Regions from separate parts of the Homo sapiens genome. Here region 2 is linked to region 1. The links are chromatin contacts, found by Hi-C in ENCODE. All regions are on one chromosome and are shown on one strand. The core of a region is the stretch at or near the end of the contact, and the rest is flanking DNA. Distances in the headings are between cores, read along the strand shown. Region 1 holds the start of NLRP1 (NLR family pyrin domain containing 1). Region 2 overlaps LOC339166 (a long non-coding RNA gene).

Region 1 (2,799 bases), core at 263-2,762:
TCTGAAGAATGATGTTCTTATAGATACTGCTAGGCAAAAAATCCTCATCTAGGATCAGGAAATTTGCATATCTGTCTTGGTCCTGACTATCTCCCTGTGTAAATCACTACTCCTACTGAGCCTCAGCTGTGCTTTATTGGGCCAACGGCATCTGCAACCCAGGGTGGCTAATAGTAATAATAACAGCAGCAGCAGCAGCAGCAACAACAGCAATGGGAGATCTTATTTATTGAGCACTTACTGTATATCAGACTCTGTGCTAAATGTTTAACCTGGATGATCTCTTTTAACCCTCACACAGCCCAGGGAGGCGGGCTCTCACTCTCCCATTTTGCAGACAGAGAAATAGGCAGAGAGCAGTGAAGTGATTGGCCCAGGGTGATAGTGCCAGGACTGGTGATAGTGCCTGACTCCCAAGTCCGTGCTCATAACTACAATGCCAGGCGAGTACCGGGAATGCACTTGAATAGAAGAGGGTGTGGGGCTCTGAGGTGCAGCAAGGGCCCCCCCAGCAAGCCTCCTGGCTCCAGCATAGTCTGGGGCCTGGATCCCCCTTTGAGAGGGCAGTTCCATGTCACTGCTCAGAGGAAGGCCTGGCAGGGAGGGCTCAGTGGTGGGGTCCCAAGAGGGCAGGGCAGGCATGAGGGCCAGGGGATGTCCCGCGGGCAGTGGGGTCCTCTGTCCACTCACCTGCCCCTTCCTGGGCTTGGGCGCACAGTGACCTCAGCCCCATCTGCTCCCAGGTATGGAGGGCTAGGTCCCAGGCCCGCTGCTCCCCATACTGAGCCACCAGGTACGAGGCCACCTCCATGCCACTCGTCTTCTCTGGCTGAGCGGGTGTCTCACCCGAAGAGCTCCTGGAGTGCGCTTTATTGGCGAGCAGAAGCTGGAACTCCTTCAGCTCCTCCTTCTTCAGGAACTCCAAGTAACAGGCCAGGCGGCCCCAGGCTCCGCCAGCCATCTCTGTCCCGGAGTTAAGAGGGTGTCTGGGGGATGTTCCCAGGTGGTGAGGGTATCAGGCAGGCAGAGAACAGTGCTGTCCTTTGCCTTGGCTCTTACCGTCTCTTATTCAGCATTCGGAACCCAGTTTTATAAATCCCAGGGCACCTACAGATAGACGCCGATAGAGGGGGAGTGGTAGGAAAAGCCAGGGGAGGGAGGAGCCCAGAGGGGCCTGCAAGACACTGGAAGAAGTCAGCTGATAGGGAGGTCCTGGGATGGGGTCCAGGGCCAGGCAGGGAGGGTGAGGGTGAGGGGAGATGTGGTGACGGGAGATGGGGTGTGGGCAACGCTCACTGTTCTGTGTTCCTCAGATTCTTCCCTCTCCTGGGTCCTGGACTCCTGAGATCAACCCTTGAGCTGCAAGGCTGAGAAGAGGTGGGGTGGGAGGAGCCGCAGAGCAGGGAATGGGCTTTCAGAACCCAGAGTGGAGCCCCGGGCTGCTGGCTCCCAGGTTTCTTCAGACCTCTCCAGGCCCTGGGGCACCAGCCAGCAAGAACAGCGCCTAGTCAACAAGAGCAGGAAGGAAACGTCACCCAGAGGAAACCCACAAGGGGCGTGGCCAGGGGGTAGGATCAAACCAGGCCTGGGTAGGCCAGACTCAGAGTCACAGATTCAGATGGGCCACATGGCATCTATAGGCGGACCAGGAGCACAGGCCCAGACCAGCTGACGCTGCAGCAGGTACAGGCCCATACTAAACACGGTGTGTGCACCTCCACATGGGCACTCCGCCAGCCCATCATCTAGAGCCTGTCTGCAGAGCCAGGATGCAGACTCTCCGAGCAGTTGTGTCTGCAGCCCAGGCCCAGCCTCTCAGGATGGGTGGGGCCCCCTGTGTCTGCCCGGGCAGCTCCTTATTGGGAAACATTAGAACTGGGCCAGGGAGCATTTTTCCCAGCCTCTCATGGTTTTGGGAGCTTCTTGAGTTGCACTGCATGTCCTGCCATGCTACCAGGGGCACTAAAGCATGTGTCCCAGGCCCAGGGGGCTGTTTGCCTTCTGGGCAGCCCAGCACTTAGCTGGTGAACATTTCCACCTGAAAGCAGAACAGCCCCTTCCTCATTCCTGCAAGCAGGCCTCGGGGAGCCAGGGGCAGACTTCCTCTTTCGTGGAATCTGCAAGATGCCAATGACTTCAGGTTGAGGAATGACATTGCCTACTCATTTGCTGATGTAACACACCACCAGGAATTTCTGGAGATGCTTTGGTTTCACTTGGACTGGCAGAGCCCAGGCTTCAACCCACGGCTTGCTTGGACAAGGACTCCTTATGTGCCTGATTTATTTCTTTGAGCCTCAGTTTGCCCATCTATTAAATGGGACATCATAGGTTTACCAAGAGGCTTCAATTCAGCAAAAGGTCTTAGAGTCTCTCTCTCTTTCCCAGGCTGGAGTGCAGTGGCAAGATCTCGGCTCACTGCAAGCTCCCTCCACCTCCTGGGTTCCAGCGATTCTCCTGCATCAGCCCAGCTTCCTGGGCAGTTGGGATTACAGTCACTCACCACCACGCCTGGCTAATTGTTTTGTATTTTTAGTAGAGATGGGGTTTCACCATGTTAGCCAGTCTGATCCGAGGTGATCCGCCCACTTCGGCCTCCCGAAATGTTGGGATTACAGGTGTGAGCCTCCGTGCCTGGCCTAAATAAATTTTATAAATGTTAGTTTTAAAAAATGGCTAATAAGCACATTGTAGGACATTCTAATATCAGATTGACCAGAAGTGGAAAAGTGCTGTGCTAAAAGTGGGATGATCGGGAGGCTCTGAGCACTCCGTGAAGGACCGTGAGACTCCATGTAG
Region 2 (2,849 bases), core at 3-2,502, 250 kb after region 1:
CTTCAGTTACATCTATGGGTATGTTGTTGATATAAATGTTCCAAAAAGTATGTAAATTATAAAAACCCAATATGTTATCAGTCATAATTTTGATTATGTTAATTTTTTCTAAAATTATATGGCTATGTTATTAATATGAGTATTCTAAAGATTACATAAAATTTATAAAAGTCTAATGGTCCTGATATGACACTGTCAGTCATAGTTGTGGTTGTTATCTTAAAATGCTACATGCAATGGAAATAACTAAATTTCTTTGTCAATTGGGAATTTTCATCAGATTTAACCTATGGCTATTCAAAGTTTTTGTGATCATAGCTTTTTTTTTTCTTTAAATTGAGACAGAGTCTCACCCTGTCACCCAGGGTGGAGTGCAGTGGTGCAGTCTCAGCTCTCAGCAACCTCCATCTGCCAGGTTTATGCGATTCTCCTGTTTCAGCCTCCCGAGTAGCTAGGATTATAGGCGTGCACCACCTCGCCTGGCTAATTTTTTGTATTTTTAGTAGACACAGGATTTTGCCACGTTGCCCAGGCAGGTCACGAACTCCTGAGCTCAAGTGATCCACCCGCCTCGGCCTCCCAAAGTGCTGGGATTACAGGCCAGAGCTATTGTTTTGAAATCTTCTCTAGAAACATTTGCAATCAGCTATACTCCAAAACTGCTTTCCATGGAAGAGACTCTAACAAGTCCTTTTGAATACAGATTTCCGATAACTTTAAGAATAATAGACTAAATAAAAACTTCCATAAAAAGTTGTACATCAAGATCACTAACCCAACATCAAACAAAACAAGAATTACACGGGACTGCACTCATAGAGGACTAAAATGATTTTTATGACTTTTAAAAAAATTGCTAATTCTTTTTATATTCTGTTTTCCAACGTCAAAAAGTTTTCCTTCTTTTGAGCCACCTTACAACAATTGGGTAAAGTATGCTTTTGTGAACAAAATTAAGACACTTATTTTCTCTTTACCCAAATTCTCCAGAATATGGAAACTATTCCTCAACAGCTAAGGCCAAAATAATATCACCCAGCAACTGTATGTGATTCATTATTCAGGAAAACAGCACATAGCCTTGTGTCATGTTCTGCCCCATGTTGCTAACAACCTGCCTGCAATAACAAGGTTCTTTCTTTGCATTGAGAGATGAGACTTCCTGGGAATGAGCCTTCTCAGTGCCTAGGGATAAAGAATGTCTATCACTCTAACCTAAGTGGAGATTTATCATCAGTGCTTCCACATGAAGATTTTTGATCAAAAAGGGGAAATGATAACTTACAGGTCACCTTTGGCAGGCTTCCAAATTAACCACCTGGGAAAGGTCTTATGATTCATGGCTTACATCCTGTCTCTGAGTAACAAATCTTTTTTTTTTTTTTCGAGACAGAGTCCTGCTCTGTCGCCCAGGCTGGAGTGCAGTGGCGCGATCTCGGCTCACTGCAAGCTCCATCTCCCAGGTTCACGCCATTCTCCTGCCTCAGCCTCCTGAGTAGCTGGGACTACAGGTGCCCGCCACCACGCCCGGCTAAGTTTTTGTATTTTCAGTAGAGACGGGGTTTCACCTTGTTAGCCAGGATGGTCTCGATCTCCTGACCTCATGATCCACCCGCCTCGGCCTCCCAGAGTGCTGGGATTACAGGCGTGAGCCACCGCGCCTGGCCCCTCTGAGTAACAAATCTTATTGTGAGTCCCTCAAATCTTATTGTGAGTTCCTCAAATTTTTGATGTACTGATTAATATGTAACCTATTAACACTGAAACGGACACTGATTTGTTTCTGATGCATGAAGTTTTGCTGATTGTCTTGCTGTAGGACATTTTGGCCAGTATGCTGTAAACTGTAGCCGATGATTGTAACCTCTGAATTGAACCCACCAATAAAAAAGAGCAACTCTGATATGAGAAGACCCCCTCCCTTCTCCTAAACGTTCTTATAATGGCATTCCAACTTGTAACAGACTTTGGAACACACCTAAATTCGTTGGTGTGTCTTCCCAGGTTGATGCTCACATTTGACTTCTGCTAAAGCTTTTTCAATTTATTTCAGCCTCAAGAGCCTTAATTTTGATCAACAGTGTATAGATTTATTTTAAGGAATAGGTGCATGAATAATGGAAGTTGGCAAGCCTAAAATTCACAGGATAGGCCATCCTGCTGGAGACCCAGGAAAGAGCCACAGTTGCAGTTCTTGTCTGAAACCATCTGCTGGCAGAATTCCCTCTTGCTTGGGGGAGAGCAATCTTTTGTTTTATTCAGGCTGTCAGGTGATTGGATGAGGCCCACCGACTCATGGAGGGCACTCTACCCAAAGTCCACCAATTTAAATGTCAAACTCATCCAAAAACACCCACACAGAAACATCCAGAATAATGTTTGACCAAATACCTGGGCACCATGGCCCAGCCAAGTGGACACACAAAATTAACCATCATAGCTCCCTTGATGGGGGACTGAGGTAGGCTTTTGGATCAAGGAGGGGATGTTTTACACCTCAGTGAGGCTTTGCCCTCCACTTGGGACCCTGGATTCTGTTTGTGAAAGGTCCTGATTGAAGACAGGAGAAGGAGTGGTAACCACAGACTGAGGGTGGGGGATCGCAGACTACACGGCTGTGTCCACAATATCAGGTTCCAAAGGTGGGAAATAAGAGATAACACTAGGATGGCCGGGCGTGGTGGCTCATGCCCGTAATCCCAGCACTTTGGGAGGCCGAGGGGAGCAGATCACGAGGTCAAGAGATTGAGACCATCCTGGCCAACATGGTGAAACCCCGTCTCTACAAAAAATACAAAAATTAGCTGGGCGTGGTGGCTCACGCCTGTAGTCCCAGCTACTCGGGAGGC

What was found. Hi-C counts contacts between places; a loop is a spot of excess contacts on that map. Pooled maps may share reads with other maps.
Region 2: a map of mammary epithelial cell shows a loop between it and region 1 (19-fold over the local background). The contact joins the enhancer-like site here to the promoter of NLRP1 in region 1. A Hi-C loop is called at or near these places in 2 of 168 maps with a recorded cell type or tissue (PC-3 and mammary epithelial cell) and 11 of 50 pooled maps.

Annotation. Positions count from the first base shown.
Region 1 is chr17:5,582,997-5,585,795 of GRCh38, forward strand. It overlaps NLRP1 (NLR family pyrin domain containing 1), which reads right to left and starts at 1,513. Exons shown (of 17, transcript NM_033004.4): 1 at 691-1,513. The coding sequence starts at 961. RefSeq lists enhancers at 851-2,050, 1,322-1,581, 1,602-1,901.
Region 2 is chr17:5,833,624-5,836,472 of GRCh38, forward strand. All of the region lies in intron 1 of LOC339166 (a long non-coding RNA gene), which reads left to right. Among named protein-coding and RNA genes, the nearest start is that of WSCD1, 240 kb to the right of the region's middle. Within about 2 kb of position 1,253, at least 5 of the 41 ENCODE cell types and tissues checked have a DNase peak (open chromatin) inside an H3K27ac peak, as active enhancers do; they include PC-3 and mammary epithelial cell, where a contact is called at or near this core.